Regions from separate parts of the Homo sapiens genome. Here region 2 is linked to region 1. Evidence: chromatin contacts called from ENCODE Hi-C or POLR2A ChIA-PET data. All regions are on one chromosome and are shown on one strand. Each heading gives the region's core, a stretch centred on a gene start or an enhancer-like site at or near the end of the contact. The rest is flanking DNA. Distances are from core to core; before and after follow the strand shown.

Evidence for each region. Hi-C counts contacts between places; a loop is a spot of excess contacts on that map. ChIA-PET counts read pairs that join two places held with the same protein, here RNA polymerase II (POLR2A).
Region 2: a loop to region 1 is called in a map of PC-9, with 2.5 times the contacts of the local background. The contact joins the promoter of TM4SF19 here to the promoter of SLC51A in region 1. A Hi-C loop is called at or near these places in 1 of 168 maps with a recorded cell type or tissue (PC-9). POLR2A ChIA-PET finds 5 or more read pairs at or near these places in 3 of 52 experiments (CD8-positive, alpha-beta T cell, GM12878 and activated naive CD8-positive, alpha-beta T cell).

Annotation. Positions count from the first base shown.
Region 1 is chr3:196,215,284-196,222,958 of GRCh38, forward strand. SLC51A (solute carrier family 51 member A) reads left to right here and starts at 1,251. Exons shown (of 9, transcript NM_152672.6): 1 at 1,251-1,467; 2 at 2,559-2,653. The coding sequence starts at 1,430. It overlaps LOC105374304 (a long non-coding RNA gene), which reads right to left and starts at 5,108. Exons shown (of 4, transcript XR_001740544.2): 1 at 4,075-5,108; 2 at 3,381-3,476. RefSeq lists enhancers at 3,953-4,102, 4,183-4,362 and a silencer at 4,015-4,309.
Region 2 is chr3:196,337,055-196,344,438 of GRCh38, forward strand. It overlaps TM4SF19 (transmembrane 4 L six family member 19), which reads right to left and starts at 1,334. Exons shown (of 5, transcript NM_138461.4): 1 at 1,210-1,334. It overlaps TM4SF19-DYNLT2B (TM4SF19-DYNLT2B readthrough (NMD candidate)), which reads right to left and starts at 1,366. Exons shown (of 6, transcript NR_037950.1): 1 at 1,210-1,366. It also overlaps the pseudogene RNU6-910P. RefSeq lists enhancers at 858-2,057, 1,424-1,718 and a silencer at 1,467-1,638.

The DNA of each region.
Region 1 (7,675 bases), core at 1-2,500:
GCAGCTGGCCCCTGAGACGCCTGCCTCACGACATTGTCCTGTCCCAGGAACTGGACTTTAGGAGGAGGGGAAGCTGGAGGGGGATGCAGCTTGACTCTTGGGAGAGACTTTGAGGTGTCTGGGCACAGGAGTGGGGAGTCCTCCGGGTACCCCATCAGGGACTGCTTCCACTGCTTGTATGGCCTCACCAGCCCAGCGCAGGAAGCCCCCTCTCCCTTCCCAGAATTGACCCTCTGCACCCTCTCCTGGGCCCTCTTCTCACTACCTCCATCTCCACCATGCCCCAACAGAGCCCCTCCCCCAGGCCCCTTTGGCCGCTCTCCACACCCCACAGCTTTCTGTCTGACCTGGTTTCTTAGCCTCTCTGGACCTCAGCCTCCTTATCTGTAAAATGGGAATAAGGATACTACTTCCCTTGTAACGCGGTGGTAAAGTTTAAATAAGCTAAGGAACACACTGCATGTCCTGCGGGCCCTGGCACACCAGACATGCTGACAGACGCTGGCTGCTTTCATCAGCTATGCAACCAAATTCTAAGGGGCCCTTCGTATGTGTCAGGCTGCGTGCCAGGAACCTAGAGGTACCACCGTACCACAGTACAAGATGCTGTGTCTGGCTTCGAAGAGATTTCAGTCTATGTGGAGAGAGAGAAAAGGGAAGCTATCAGCCAATAAAATCGTTTGCAAGCCTGTAATTCAGCAGGTTTTCAAGACCTGTCAAATGCCCAGCAATCTCACTCTGCAACTCTGCCTCTTAAATACAGCATCTTCCGGCCCAGCGTGGGGGTGGCTAAGCCCATCATCCAGATGTGATGAACTGGGGTCTGGGAAACCCACACCGGCCTCATCTGGCTTTTCCAGCCTGTCCTCCCTTCCACACATCAGGCTGACAGCACCAAACACGGCCGAGGCCTCAGCCCTGAGTCTCCCCGCTGCAGAGTGCCCAAGCCTGAGTTCCAGCAGGTTCTTCAGGGGCCGCTGACCAGGGAACACTGCGGTGAGGAGCGAGGACTTCGTCCCCACCCCGGCCCAGGGCAGGGGCTTCGTGGTGAGCCCACCCCACCCCAGAAGGCTCCTGGAAGGGCAGGGCAGACTGGCAGCAAAATCCTATAGGATGGGCCGGGCCAGAGGCAAGGGGTGGCCAAAGGCACCTGTCCAAGAGGTGGGAGGGACCACACCTGGGGGCAGGGACGAGTCAGGCACAGGGAACTCCGCCAGCCTAGAGGATCAAATTCCTCCGGGGTGAACTCTGAGATAGAAAGTTGGCCCGGGAAGCTCAAGGAGGGAGAGCGGCAGAGGGGAAGACTCTGCAATTCTGCTTGCCCCCCACCCCGGCCCAGGCAAGCCACCCTGCCCCCGGCCCCCACCTGCCCGCCCCGCCTGCCCTTCCTCACCCCGGTGCCTGCGGGATTGCTGGAGAGAACGCGGCGATGGAGCCGGGCAGGACCCAGATAAAGCTTGACCCCAGGTAAGTGAGGGCGGCGGGCCCTGGGCCAGTCGCTGGGCAGCGGTGGCCCCTATCCCGCGGCCTGTCCTCTCTCCCTCCCAGAGCCCTTTGGCGGCCGCACTCAGAATGAGACAGGACTGGAAATGCTCTAGCTGTTCCTAGGTCCTCAGGGACAACGTGGGTTTGGGCCAGGGTGTGACACTCCAGGGCCTCGGCCTTGCCCCCCAGCGTGGGGAGAGAAAGGTCGCAGAGCGGGGGCTGTGGAAGGCATTCGCAGAGGAAATGGCAGCATCCCTCAGCAGCAGGGGGCCCGTCCGTCTGTAAGGACTCACCCTTCCTCTGGGATCCTGCTCTTCCTCTCTGGTCAGTCCCTGGGCTGCTGCCCGACCCGCATGGAGAGAATCCACGGTGGGCTCTTCAGGCACGGCAGCCAGGCACAGCCTGGCTAGGTGGCAGCTTGTCTTACTCCCCCACCTGGGCCAGTTCTCCACTCCCTCTAAGAAAAGGGCCCTGAGGCCGGGCGCCTGTAATCCCAGCACTTTGGGAGGCTGAGGCGGGAGTCCAGGAGTTTAAGCCCAGTTCCAGTTTGAGTCCTGGAGTTCGAGACCAGTGTCTGAGCAACATGGCGAAATCCTGTCTCTACCAAAAATATAAAAAATTAGCCGGGCCTGGTGGCGTGCACCTGTAGTCCCAGCTTACTCATGGGGATGGGGGTTGAGTAGATCACTTGAGCCCAGGAGGTCAAGGCTGCCTGTATGAGCCAAGACAGACCACTGCACTCCAGCCTGGACAACAGAGCAAGACCCTGTCTCAAAAAGAAAAAAAAAGAAAGAAAAAGGAAGGAAGGAAGGAAGGAAAGAGAAGGGGAAGGAAGAGAGAAAGAGAAAGAGAGAGCAGAAGGAAGGAAGGAAGGAGAAGGGGAAGGGGAAGGGAGAGAGAAAGAGAAAGAGAGAGTGAAAGGAAGGAAGGAAGGAAAGAAAGAAAGAGAGAGAAAGAGGCCCTGAGGGGAAATGGACAAAGTCCTGCACTCAGGAGTGGTTGAGGGTCCAGTGTGCAACCCTCCCCCTTCCCCCAGCCCCCATGGTTCTGAGCACAGGCTGGTGTCTCGCCAGGTACACAGCAGATCTTCTGGAGGTGCTGAAGACCAATTACGGCATCCCCTCCGCCTGCTTCTCTCAGCCTCCCACAGCAGCCCAACTCCTGAGAGGTGAGTGGGGACCCTCCTCAGAGGGAACTGAGAGGAGGGAAACCAGGATAGCTGAGTGGAGCTGGGGAGAGGCGGCCCTGAGCTGGTGCACCTGGGCAGCCGGGGAGAATAACTGGCCCGGTGTCTGTCATCGTGGTTAAGGCTCTGGAGAAGGGCAATGCCTCAAGGAGTCAGTGGGTCAAAAGGGTAGCATGAGAGCCTGGCTCCGGAGAGCAACCGTCATGTTGGGCCTCCACAAAACTGGCCTCAAAGCTCATTCAAACTGCGGACACTGCGACCTGGGGCGCTTTTTCAGACCCCAGAGCCATCTGGGGACCCAAGATGGTGCCCAAGTGGTCCAAGCCCCATCGGGTCTCCTGGAGGGCTGCACGGCATCCGCCCTGGACCCATGTCACTCTAGAGGGTGGTTACGGTGAGTGACGTGCTTCACACAGGTGAACCAGTTGTATTTGTTTTACGATCCAGCCTTTCTGAAAAACCTTTGTCCTCACTGGAGCATTCTGTTGTCGGGTTTTTGTGTGTGTGTTTGTGGGTATTTGCCTCATTCCACCCCTGAGCTCTCAGGTGGACAGATGGGATTCAAAAACCTGTTCTACAGTGTTTATTGTAGTGGAGTAATTTGTTTGCAATAATAAGTCATAATTGTCCACTGAAGGGGAGGGTGTGGGGATCCCCGAGGCCAGCTCAAGTTCAGCTGTTGGAAGAATTCCTTGACTGGAAATTTTACCTTTGCGTTTTGTCGCTCTGTTTCCTGAAGATAACTTGGGGTGCTCCTGGTCGTCCATCTACTGCTTTGATTCCTTGGATCCCACCCATTCTTTCACTTTAAGAAAAAACAAGTAATTGTTGCAGAGGTCTCTGTTTTGCAGCTTCCCTTTTGCAAGAAGCACTTTTTCCAAATAAAACAGTAATTAAAAAAAAAAAAACATAGGTGAACCTGCAAAAGTCCTCGCAGTGTTGGCCAACAAGATTCTATTACTGAATTACTTTTGAAAGTGAAAGGCATTGGCTGGGAGCGGTGGCTCACGCCTGTAATCCCTGCACTTTGGGAGGCCGAGGCAGGTGGATCACTTGAAGCCAGAAGTTGGAGACCAGCCTGGCCAACATGGTGAAACCCCGTCTCTACTGAAAATACAAAAATTAGCCAGGCGTGGTGGCGGGCACCTGTAATCCCAGCTACTCGGGAGGCTGAGGCAGGAGAGTTGCTTGAACTCGGGAGGCGGAGGTTGCAGTGAGCCGAGATCACGCCACTGCACTGCAGCCTGGGCAACAGAGTGAGTGAGACTCCGTCTCAAAAATAAAAGAAAAAAAAGGAAAAGAAAAAGAAAGTGAAAGGCATAGGATGGGGCTCAGCTTATTCCCCGGACACCAAAAACATTGAGAATCACGGCCCGAGCATGCTTAGAGAAAATGTGACTCACGCCTGCGTTTTATTTTGTTTTCCTGCTGCATACTGACTACCTCTGAAATGTTGGATACAAGTCTGTGTCTCTGTAGCACATTTAACACGTTTCCCAGGCAACAGGAAGCTCTCAGTGTGCGTTCTGTTGCAGACGTGGGCGTGTCCTTGGGCTGTGTAGGGCTTCATTTCAGATGATCTGAACCAGAGCGGTTGCCAACTGCCAGTGTCCGGAGATGCCTGGTGGCCACTCTGTGGTTAGTGGCAGTAGGTGGCTGCTACATCTAGTTCCAGTGAACCTCCTGTTGAGAGAGTGCAGCTGGTGGTACAAGCCTTCCCTTACACAGCAGCTGTCCCCCCAGGGAATATTTGGCAGTGTCGGGAGACTTCCGGTTGCCACACTGGAAGGTGCTACTGGCATCTCGTGGTCAGAGGCCAGGAAAGCTGCTAAACTTCCTACAGGGCACGGGAAGAGCCCCCACAGAAAAGATTATTCAGGCCAAAGTGTCAATAGTGCTCAGGTTGAGAAACCTTGCCTCACGCAATGAAAACGGTTCTCACATTGCTTTGCTTCAGAATGTGCAAACGGAAACCCCAAGGCTGTTCAGAACAGGCCATTCTGAGTCTGCTAGTCCAGCAAGCCTCGCCGCAGGCAGAGTGGGGAGGATTTGGCCAGCGGGCCCTCCTGGGACAGGGAAGCTGCGAGGATGAGTTCGGGGACGCCCCAGGCCCAGGGGAGCGAGGTCTGGCAGGATTCAAGGATCCTGGTGGAAGAGCAGGGGACAATTGAGAGGGCCGGGCAGGAGAGGTGAGGCCCGCTGCGCGCCGGGCTGGCGGAGGAGCTGTGCTTTATCCCGCAGCGAGAAGGAGCTCGTGAAGGCTCTGAGGCTGGGAGTGGCTGGATGAAAGTCGTGCTTCTCGGCCATTCGTTAGTAATCAGGATGGACTGCAGAGGAAGAGGCTTAAGAAGCAGGGATGCGGCCGGACACCGTGGCTCATGCCTGTAATCCCAGCACTTTGGGAGGCCGAGGCAGGCGGATCATCTGCGGTCAAGAGTTCAAGATCAGCCTGGCCAATGTGGTGAAATCCTGTCTCTACTGAAAATACAAAAATTAGCCAGGTGTGGTGGCGCGTGCCTGTAATCCCAGCTACTCAGGAGGCTGAGGCAGGAGAATCGCTTGAACCCGGGAGGCAGAGGTTGCAGTGAGCCGAGATCTCACCATTGCACTCCAGCCTGGGTGACAGAACAAGACTCCGTCTCAACAACAGCAAAAAATAGGCAGGGATGTAAATGAGAGGTCGTTGCCCCGGCCTGCCATGCGGGAAAAGAGTCTGAGGCAGGGCAGTGGCAGGGAAAGAAGAGGAAGGGTTGGGAAACAGGCAGTTCAAAGAAAGAGCAGGCAATCTAGGAAAGACCTAGGCGTGTAAGTGCTGGTTCTGGGCAATGGTGACGGCACAGCCAGAAATAGGAGAAGCAGGAAGAAGTGCCTCTGGGAGGCTGTGGCGAAACTCCTTCCTCGCTTCATTTGTAAACTTTGTTGTTCCTTAATTTTTCTTTTTTTTTTTTTTTTTGAGACAGGGTCTCACTGTGTCACTCAGGCTGGAGTGCAGTGGTGCGATCTCGGCTTACCCCAACCCTCCACCTGCTGGGCTCAGGTGATCCTCCCACCTCAGCCTCCCTAGTAGCTGGGGACCACAGGCACATGCCACCAAGCCCAGCTAATTTTTGTATTTTTTTGTAGAGGTGGAGTTTCTCCATGTTGCCCAGGCTGGTCTCGAACTTAAAATTAAATGCTAAGAAAACTATTTCAGGCCAGTCACGGTGGCCCATGCTGCAACCCCAGGAGGTCGAGGTTGCAGTGAGCTATGATTGCACCACCAGCCTCAGCCTGGGCAACAGACCGAAACCCTGTCTCAATTTAAAAAAAAGAGAGAGAGAAAAAAAAGCTATTATTCTAGAAGAATGATTGAATCAATTTTTTTTTTTTAATTTTAAAATCACGGCTCACGGCAGCTCGAGCTCTGGGCTCAAGTGATCCTCCCACCTCATCCTCTCGAGTAGCTGGGACTGCAGGCACACACCACCATGCCTGGGCTAACTTTCAATTTTTGTAGAGACAGAGTCTGACTTCGTTGCCCAGGCTGATCTCAAACGCTCCAGCTCAAGCGATCCTCCTGCCTCGGCCTCCTGAAGGGCTGGGATTACAGGCGTGAATCACTGCGCCCGGCCTTAAAGCTACTTTTTATTGAACAAATACTACACGCCAGGTGCTTTGCTAAGAAGCTTAAGGAGAGGATAAGTAACCTGTCTATGGCCATAGAGCTATTAGTAAGTGGCATTTTACTTTGTTTTTGTTTGTTTGTTTGTTTGGTTTGGTTTTTTGTTTTTTTTTTTTAAGAGACAGAGTCTCGCTCTGTCCCCCAGGCTGGAGTGCAGTGGTGTGATCTCAGCTCACTACAAGCTCCGCCTCCCAGGTTCACGCCATTCTCCTGCCTCAGCCTCCCGAGTAGCTGGGACTACAGGCGCCCGCCACCACACCCGGCTAATTTTTTGTATATTTTTTAGTAGAGACGGGGTTTCACCGTGTTAGTCAGGATGGTCTCGATCTCCTGACCTCGTGATCCGCCCGCCTCGGCCTCCCAATGTGCTGGGATGACAGGCGTGAGCCCCCCCGCCCGGCCTGGCATTTTGCTTTGAACTCAAGTGTCTGACTCCAGTGCTCTACACTGTGCTCCTAAGCTACTGGAAGCAAATATGCAAGCATGGAAATAATTTTTGGTTAGAAAGCTGGGATTATGGGTGATTACTCTTTTTTCAAATTCTTATTTAATGTTCCTGTTTTCATTATTTTAAAAAGTAGTCTTTGCTATTCCAGAGACAGTGGGAAATTTAATAGTTGCTATAAGTATGATTATATTCAAAATGGTCAACTAGACAAGCATTTCCCAAAGTCTCAGACTCTTAATCCCAAGGAGTCCTTCATGGAAACAGAGTTCTGTAGGAAGTTAAGTTTTGTGACCAGGCACGGTGGCTCACACCTGTAATCCCAGCACTTTGGGAGGCCGAGGCGGGTGGATCACTTGAGGTCAGGAGTTTGAGACCAGCCTGCCCAACATGGTGAAACCCTATCTCTACTTAAAATACAAAAATTAGCTGGGCATGGTGGTGGGTACCTGTAATCCCAGCTACCTGGGAGGCGGAGGCAGAAGAATTGCTTGGATCCACGAGGCGGAGCTTGCAGTAAGCCGAGATCGCGCCACTGCACCCCAGCCTGGCGACAGAGTAAGGCTCCATCTCAAAAAAAAAAAAAAAGTTAAGTTTTGTAAAAGGTGCGTTCTAGACCCTCCTTTTGGAAATTTACAATGTAAATTAGCAGATTAAAAATGTCAGTATGCTCTGCAGGAATCATCACATTTAACCTTAATGCATTTCCAAAAATTCTTCAGCTGTGGAATACTTTTGTCCCATAGTGTCTATTTAGATGCCCTTTTGGGGAAATTGAGTTTAACCAGCAAAGAAGAGGCCATCTCCTAAGAAGATAGTTTGATGGACAGACCCAGTATCGGGCTATGGATGCTAAGGAACTTTTCCTTTCCTAATTAGAGTACCAAAGGCAACAGTT
Region 2 (7,384 bases), core at 84-2,583, 120 kb after region 1:
TTTTTTTTTTTTTTTTTTTTTTTTGAGACACAGTCTCGCTCTTGTTGCCCAGGCTGGAGTGCAGCGGCATGCTCTTGGCTCACTGCAACCTCCGCCTCTCGGGTTCAAGTTATTCTCCTGCCTCAGCCTCCCAAGTAGCTGGAATTACAGGCATGCACCACGCCCGGCTAATTTTGTATTTTTAGTAGTGATGGGTTTTCGCCATGTGGGTCAGGCTGGCCAAAAAGTAATTCTAATCAAGTGTGGTAAGAAATAGAGCAGACATGAGCAGGGCGGGAGAGGGCCTCTACCCCAGTAATGTCAGGTGACTATCAGGTGATGGCCAGGCGGTTGTTACACTGTCTTTCTAAAATAATATTGGTCACAGCCAGCGTTGGGAAAGACAGTCTCCCAATAGATAGAAAATACCTGAACTTGGTGATCAGCAGCTTCCTGGTAAGAGCTCAGGAATTGGGCGAGTGGGCTCAAGCATCTACACTAAGAAGCAAAATGGTGGAGTTTAGCTGGTGTGTGTGACCTTCCTCTAGTGCTGCTCCGCGGGTAAGGGAAAAACGCCTCAAGTGAGCATGCGCACGACTTCAGTAAACACACTGCGCATGCGGCCCCTCCCAAGTGCCTGTGCGGCAGGCAGGCGCCAAGTCAAGGGTCTAACAGCACATTTGGGTGTCTCAAGTCACGCACTTGGCCCTTTTCCAAGTGTACTTTACTTCCTTTCATTGCTGCTCAAAAACTTTTTAATAAACCTTCACTCCTGCTCTCAAACTTGCTTCAGCCTCTCCCTCTGCCTTAAACCCACTTCTGCCCCTCAGCCGAATCTCTCCCCCGAGAAGGCAAGGATTGAGTTTGCTGCAGACTCGCTGGATTCACAGCTGGTAACAGTAAGTACCAGGCAGGGGCATCCAACTTAAGGTGTCATGGAAGCACATGGAGGAACCTAATCCTATCTGGCAGAAGCAAAACGAAGCTTCCCGGAGGAAGGGCTGCCCATGCCCAAACTTGATGGACGATGAGATACTAGGCAGGAAGAGTATTCTAGGTGCAAAGGCCAGAAGTTGACAGACTGAGGCAACAGGAGAAGGTAAGTGAATGGCGCAAAGTCACACAGACGCCAAGCTGCAGAGCCAGGCTCACTGGAGTGGAAGCGTGCACTCTCATCTGTGAGGCTAGGCTGTTCCCTGGCCGTCACCTCACCCTTTCATCTCTGCTTACCTGCATCTGGTGTCAAGAATCAGAATGGGAGAGACAGAACCTGGAGAAAGGCTGCGTCTTCAGAGTGGGGCTCCACTCCTCCAGCTCCAGGGCTGGACCTGAAGGTTGTCTTTCCAGGACTCTTTCCAGGAGGGCCAGGGAGGCTCTGTATATACGTAGAGGTCACCCAGGCGTGTGTGTGTGCGCGCCCCCACGCCCCTGCCCACAGGCCTGCATTGAAGGCGCTTCCGCTCCCCGGAGAGCCCTGTCCTGATGACCCACCCTCTGCTCATTTTCATGTGATTCTAAGGCAGGAAACGGGAGACATGGCCTCATGAGCTCCGCTGTCCTGATGAGTCACTGGATGCACCCGTGAGAAACACCTCACCCTCCGCTCTCCCCAGGCAGCAACACTTGCCACACCCCAGCTGTTCCTGTCCTCATCTGCCACCCCGCGAAGAATTTCGGCTCTTTGACAGAACAGCACCGAGCAGGGCAGCCACCCCTTTTTCCTCATCACTCTCCTTACCTTGCCCTTGGCTGACTCGATGTGTTGCATGGTTCCTGTACTAGACGTCTAACTTTTTTTTTTTTTTTTTTTTGAGACAGGGTCTCACTCTGTCACCCAGGCTGGAGTGCAGTGGCATGATCTCGGCTCACTGCAACCTCCGCCTCCCACACTCAAGCAATCCTCCCACCTCAGCCTCCTGAGTAGCTGGGATTACAGGCACCTGCCACCATGCCCGGCTAATGTTTGTATTTTTAATAGAGACGGGGTTTTGCCATTTTGGCCAGGCTGGTCTCGAACTGCTGACCTCAGGTGTTCGCCTCAGCCTCCCAAAGTGCTGAGATTACAGGTGTGAGCCACCGCACTCAGCCTCTTGTTCAAGCCCCAGGCCACTATCATCTTGTACCATACTCTCACCAAATTGCTGAGGATTTTGTGGTGCTCTCTGTGTGGGAGATCCGTGACCCTCTATGGACAAGCTCCTATTCAAGATTCAGTTCAAACATTCCCAGTGAAGTCTGCCAGGATTTCTTTACTCCGAGTTAGGTACTTCTTTCTCTATGCTCCCATTGCATTTTAAACATCTAGATATTATATACAGTAAAGTGCACAAATCTTTTCTTTTCTTTTTTTTTTTTTTGAGACGGAGTTTCACTCTTGTTCCCAGGCTGGAGTGCAGTGGCACAATCTCAGCTCACTGCAACCTCTGCCTCCTGGCTTCAAGCAATTCTCCTGCCTCAGCCTCCCAAGTAGCTGGGATTACAGGCACGTGCCACCACGCCTGGCTAATTTTGTATTTTTAGTAGAAACACGGTTTCTCCATGTTGGTCAGGCTGGTCTCAAACTCCCGACCTCAGGCGATCCACCCGCCTCCGCCTCCCAAAGTGCTGGGATTACAGGTGTGAGCCAGCACGCCCAGCCTAAAGTGCACAAATCTTAATGTTAAAGTCTGATGAATTTTTACATGTATACCCTGGTGAACCAGCACAGAAATCAAGATACAGGACATTCCAAATCCCCAGAGGTTTCATTGTGTCGCCTGTCATTCGTATCCCTTGTCCCCAGTGTTAACTTTCATTTTGGCTCTTATAATAATTGATTAGGTTTTAGTTGTTCTTGAATTTCACATAAATGGAATCAAACAGTTTTCTTTAAAAAAAAAAAAAAAAAAGGCGGTTTTGCTGTGTCATCCAGGCGGGAGTGCAGTGGCACAATCATGACTCACTGCAGCCTTTTGCCTTCATAGGCTCAAGTGATCCTCACACTTCAGCCTCCTGAGTAGCTGGGACCACAGGCAAGCGCCACCACGCCAGCTGATTTTTTAATTTCGTGTACAGATGGGGTCTCACCATGTAGCCCAGTCTGGTCTCGAACTCCTAGGCTCAAGTGATCCTCCTGCCTCGGCCTCCCAAAGTGCTGGATTACAAGCGTGCGCCACCGCGCCCAGCCCAGTATGGCTTTTGTGTGTGGCTTTCTTCACTCAATATTCTATATGTAAGATTCATCCATCATGTAATTTATTTTTCTTTTATTGCTGAGTATTATTACATTGGATATTACAACTTTTTCTACTCTTAATGGACATTTATATTTTCAACTTTTGCCTGTTATAAATAATGCTGCTATGAATATTCTTCTGCATGTCTTTTGAAGGAACTATGCACTAATTTTTCCAGGGAATATTCTTAGGAGTAGGATTGCTATCATAGGGCAGGTGAATATTTAATTTTGGCAGATATTGCCAAACAGATTCCCAAAGTAGTCCTAATTTACACACCCACCAGCAGTGTGTGACAGTTCCAGTTTCTACACATTCTCACAAACATTTTTAATTTTAGGCATTGTGGTGGGTGTTTAGTGTAATCTCCTTGTGTTTGAATTTGCATCTCCTTGATGAGTAAGCACCTTTTCATATACGTATTAGCCATTTGAAGATCCTCTTTGAGAAGTTCCCGTCCATGGTTTTTGCCCATTTGTTATGGGTTATCTTTTTTTCTGTTTTCTGGTTCATTATAATTCCAGGTATGAGACCTTTATCAGGTAAATTTATTGTGAATGTTTTCCCCCAGTTTGTGGTTTGACTTTTTACTCTCTTTATTATGTCTTATTTTATTTTATTTTATTTTATTTTATTTTATTTTATTTTATTTTATTTTATTTTATTTTATTTTATTTTATTTTTTGAGACAGAGTCTAGCTCTGTTGCCAGGCTAGAGTGCAGTGCCACGACGATCTTGGCTCACTGCAACCGCCATCTCCCGGGTTCAAGAGATTCTCCTGCCTTAGCCTGCCGAATAGCTGGGATTACAGGCATGGGCTGCCACGCTCAGCTAATTTTCGTATTTTTAGTAGAGACAGGGTTTCACCATGTTGGCCAGGATGGTCTCAATTTCCTGACCTCGTGATCCACCCTCCTCGGCTTCCCAAAGTGCTGGGATTACAGGCGTGAGCCACCCCGCCTGGGCTTACTTGAAGAGAAAGTACTGATTTTAATTAAGCTCCATTTATGCATCTTCTTTTATGGTCAATATTTTTGTGTCTGCTTAGGAAATCTTTGCCCACTTCCCACTGGAGTGTGACTCACTTCTTACTCCACCGCTGTGAGGTCCTTGCAGGCAGGGACTAACTCTTACTCTGCTCTGTATATTCTGAGCCTCACACAGAGCTTGGAACATGGTAGAAGCTCAAGAATGACTTGATGAATGAATTAATTCGTGCAATGCATAATTCATGCAACACAGTCTCTGCACAGAGATTTTACTTCCAGTGATGAAAACAAACGATTACTGAGGAAACCCCTGATGCACATACATGAGAAGGGATCGTTATGACTGGCTATCACAGTTCCATTTTTAAAAATAAAATTGGAACTCTTCATTAATTTTCGTGTCATCCTTGCACGGGAACCACGTTAAACTAATCTGCATCGTCCCAATTTTAGTATATGTGTTGTCAAAGCAAGCACAGTTTAAGTCTTCTAAACTGTTTATGAGCTGCTTTCTATATAAGAATTTCTGTTTTTTTTTTTTTTTTTTTTTTTTTGAGACGGAATCTTGCTCTATTGCCCAGGCTGGAGTGCAGTGGCGCAATCTTGGCTCACTGCAACCTCCACCCCCAGGTTCTAAGCGATTCTCCTGCCTCAGCCTCCTGAGTAGCTGGGATTACAGGTGCCCACCACCATGCCTGGCTAATTTTTGTATTTTTAGTAGAGACGGGGTTTTGCCATGTTGGCCAGGCTGGTCTCGAACTCCTGACCTCAAGTGATCCACCCGCCTTGGCCTACCAAAGTGCTGGGATTACAGGCGTGATCCACTGCACCTGGCCAGCAAAAGAGATTTCGCATGCAGTGTCTGTTAGAACATCTCATATTTAGGCAATCAGAATAACTGAATGGCTGATTGCCGTATATCACTCAGATTTTTTTTTTCTCTCGATATGGGGTCTCGTACTGTCACCCGGGCTGGAGTGCAATGGCACAGTCTTGGCTCACTGAAACCTCTGCCTCCTGGATTCACTCGATTCTCCTGCCTCAGCCTCCCCAGTAGCTGGGATTACAGGCTCACACTGCCACACCCAGCTAATTTAATTTTTTAATTTTCTAATTTTTAGTAGAGACAGGGTTTCACTATGTTGGCCAGGCTGCTCTCGAACTCCTGACCTTGTGTTCCGCCTTCCTCGGCCTCCCAAAGTGCTAGGATTACAGGCGTGAGCCACCACGCCTGGCCTAGCACTCAGATTTTTAGATGATATCTCCATGTCCAACCCAATGGCTTATGTAGATATCATTAAAATGTTGCTTGTGGGACAAAGGAAAGTGCTGGAATTTGTTTTTAATCCCTTAAAGTGTCAAACTTAGTGTGGGGCTGGTGATGGCAGCTGTGGGTTTTTGCTCCTTCGGGTAAACTTGTGATGATTAATTCAATGATTATCTTATGGACAAGACACTTCTTTCTTTTTTTTTTTTTTTTGAGACGGAGTCTCGCTCTGTCGCCCAGGCTGGAGTGCAGTGGCGCGATCTCGGCTCACTGCAAGCTCCACCTCCCGGGTTCACGCCATTCTCCTGCCTCAGCCTCCCGAGTAGCTGGGACTACAGCGCCCGCCACCACAACCGGCTAATTTTTGTATTTTTAGTAAAGACGGGGTTTCACCGTGTTGGCCAGGATGTTCTCGATCTCCTGACCTCGTGATCCGCCCGCCTCGGCCTCCCAAAGTGCTGGGATTACAGGCGTGAGCCGCCGCGCCCGGCTGAACAAGACACTTCTTTAAGAAATCATGTACTTGAGATAAACGGGTCTCGTAAGGCTAGCGTTGGGACTATCTCTTCATTTCCATGTGGCGAGCCTCCTAGGGCAACAGAGGCACGGTCGCTGCCATGAAAGCACTGAAGCTTCACCTCTTTGAGACGTGTTAATAACCGCGGAGTGTGGCTCTACTGGAGATGGAGCTACTTGCTGTTACTTTGTCGGTGATGCTCCTAGGGAGGAGCAAATGGGAGTCTGAGGACATAAATGACGAACAGGGCCTGGGCTGAGAAAACCAGTCATGCCACAAAAGGCTTCCTGAGGCTGAAAGATTTGGGAGACGGCCAGGTGCCAGTGACCCACACCTGTAATCCCAGCACTTCGGGAGGCAGAGGCCGGTGGATCACTTGAGGCTGTAACCGCCCAAGGGGTTCACTTGCCCGCTGTCTAGACAGAGCCGATTCGTCATGACAGGGGAATTGCCATAGAGAAAGAGTAATTCACGCACAGCCGGCTGTGCGGGAGACCGCAGTTTTATTATTACTCAAATCAGTCTCTCCCAGCATTCGGGGAGCAGAGTTTTTAAGGACAGCTTGGTGGGTGTGGAGAGCCAGTGAGCCGGGAGTGCTGATTGATCAGGGATGGAATCACAGGGAGTCAGCTGTCTTCTTGCGCTGAGTCAGTTCCTGGGTCGGGGCCACAAGATCAGATGAGCCAGTTTATCCACCTGGGTGGTGCCAGCTGATCCATCAAGTGCAGGGTCTGCAAAGTATCTCAAGCGCTGATCTTAGGAGCAGTGTAGGGAGGGTCAGAATCTTGTAGCCTCCAGCTGCATGGCTCCTAAACCATCATTTCTAATCTTGTGACTAATGTTAGTCTAGTCCCCCGGCAAGAAGGAGGTCTGCTTTGGGAAAGGGCTGTTACCGTCTTTGTTTTAAACTATAAATTAAGTTTCCCCCCAAGTTAGTTCAGCCTACGCCCAGGAATGAACAAGGGCAGCTTGGAGGTTAGACGCAAGATGGAGTCGGTTAGGTTGGATCTCTTTCACTGTCTCAGTCATCATTTTGCAAAGGCGGTTTCAAGGCCAGGAATTTGAGACCAGCATGACCAACATGGTGAAACCGTCTTTACTAAAGATACAAAAATTAGCTGGGCGTGGTGTGCACAACCGTAGTCCCAGCTACTGGGGAGGCTGAGGTGGGAGGACTGCTTGAGTACGAGAGGCGGAGGTTGCGGTGAGCCGAGATCGCGCCACTGCACTCCAGTCTCGGCAACAGAGTGAGACTCTGTTTAAAACAAAAAACAAAAACAAACAAAAAAAGTCCTGGCGCGGTGGCTCACGCCTGTAATCCCAGCACTTTGGAGGCGGAGGCAGGTGGATCACGAGGTCAGGAGATCGAGACCATCCTGGCTAACACGGTGAAACCCCATCTCTACTAAAAATACA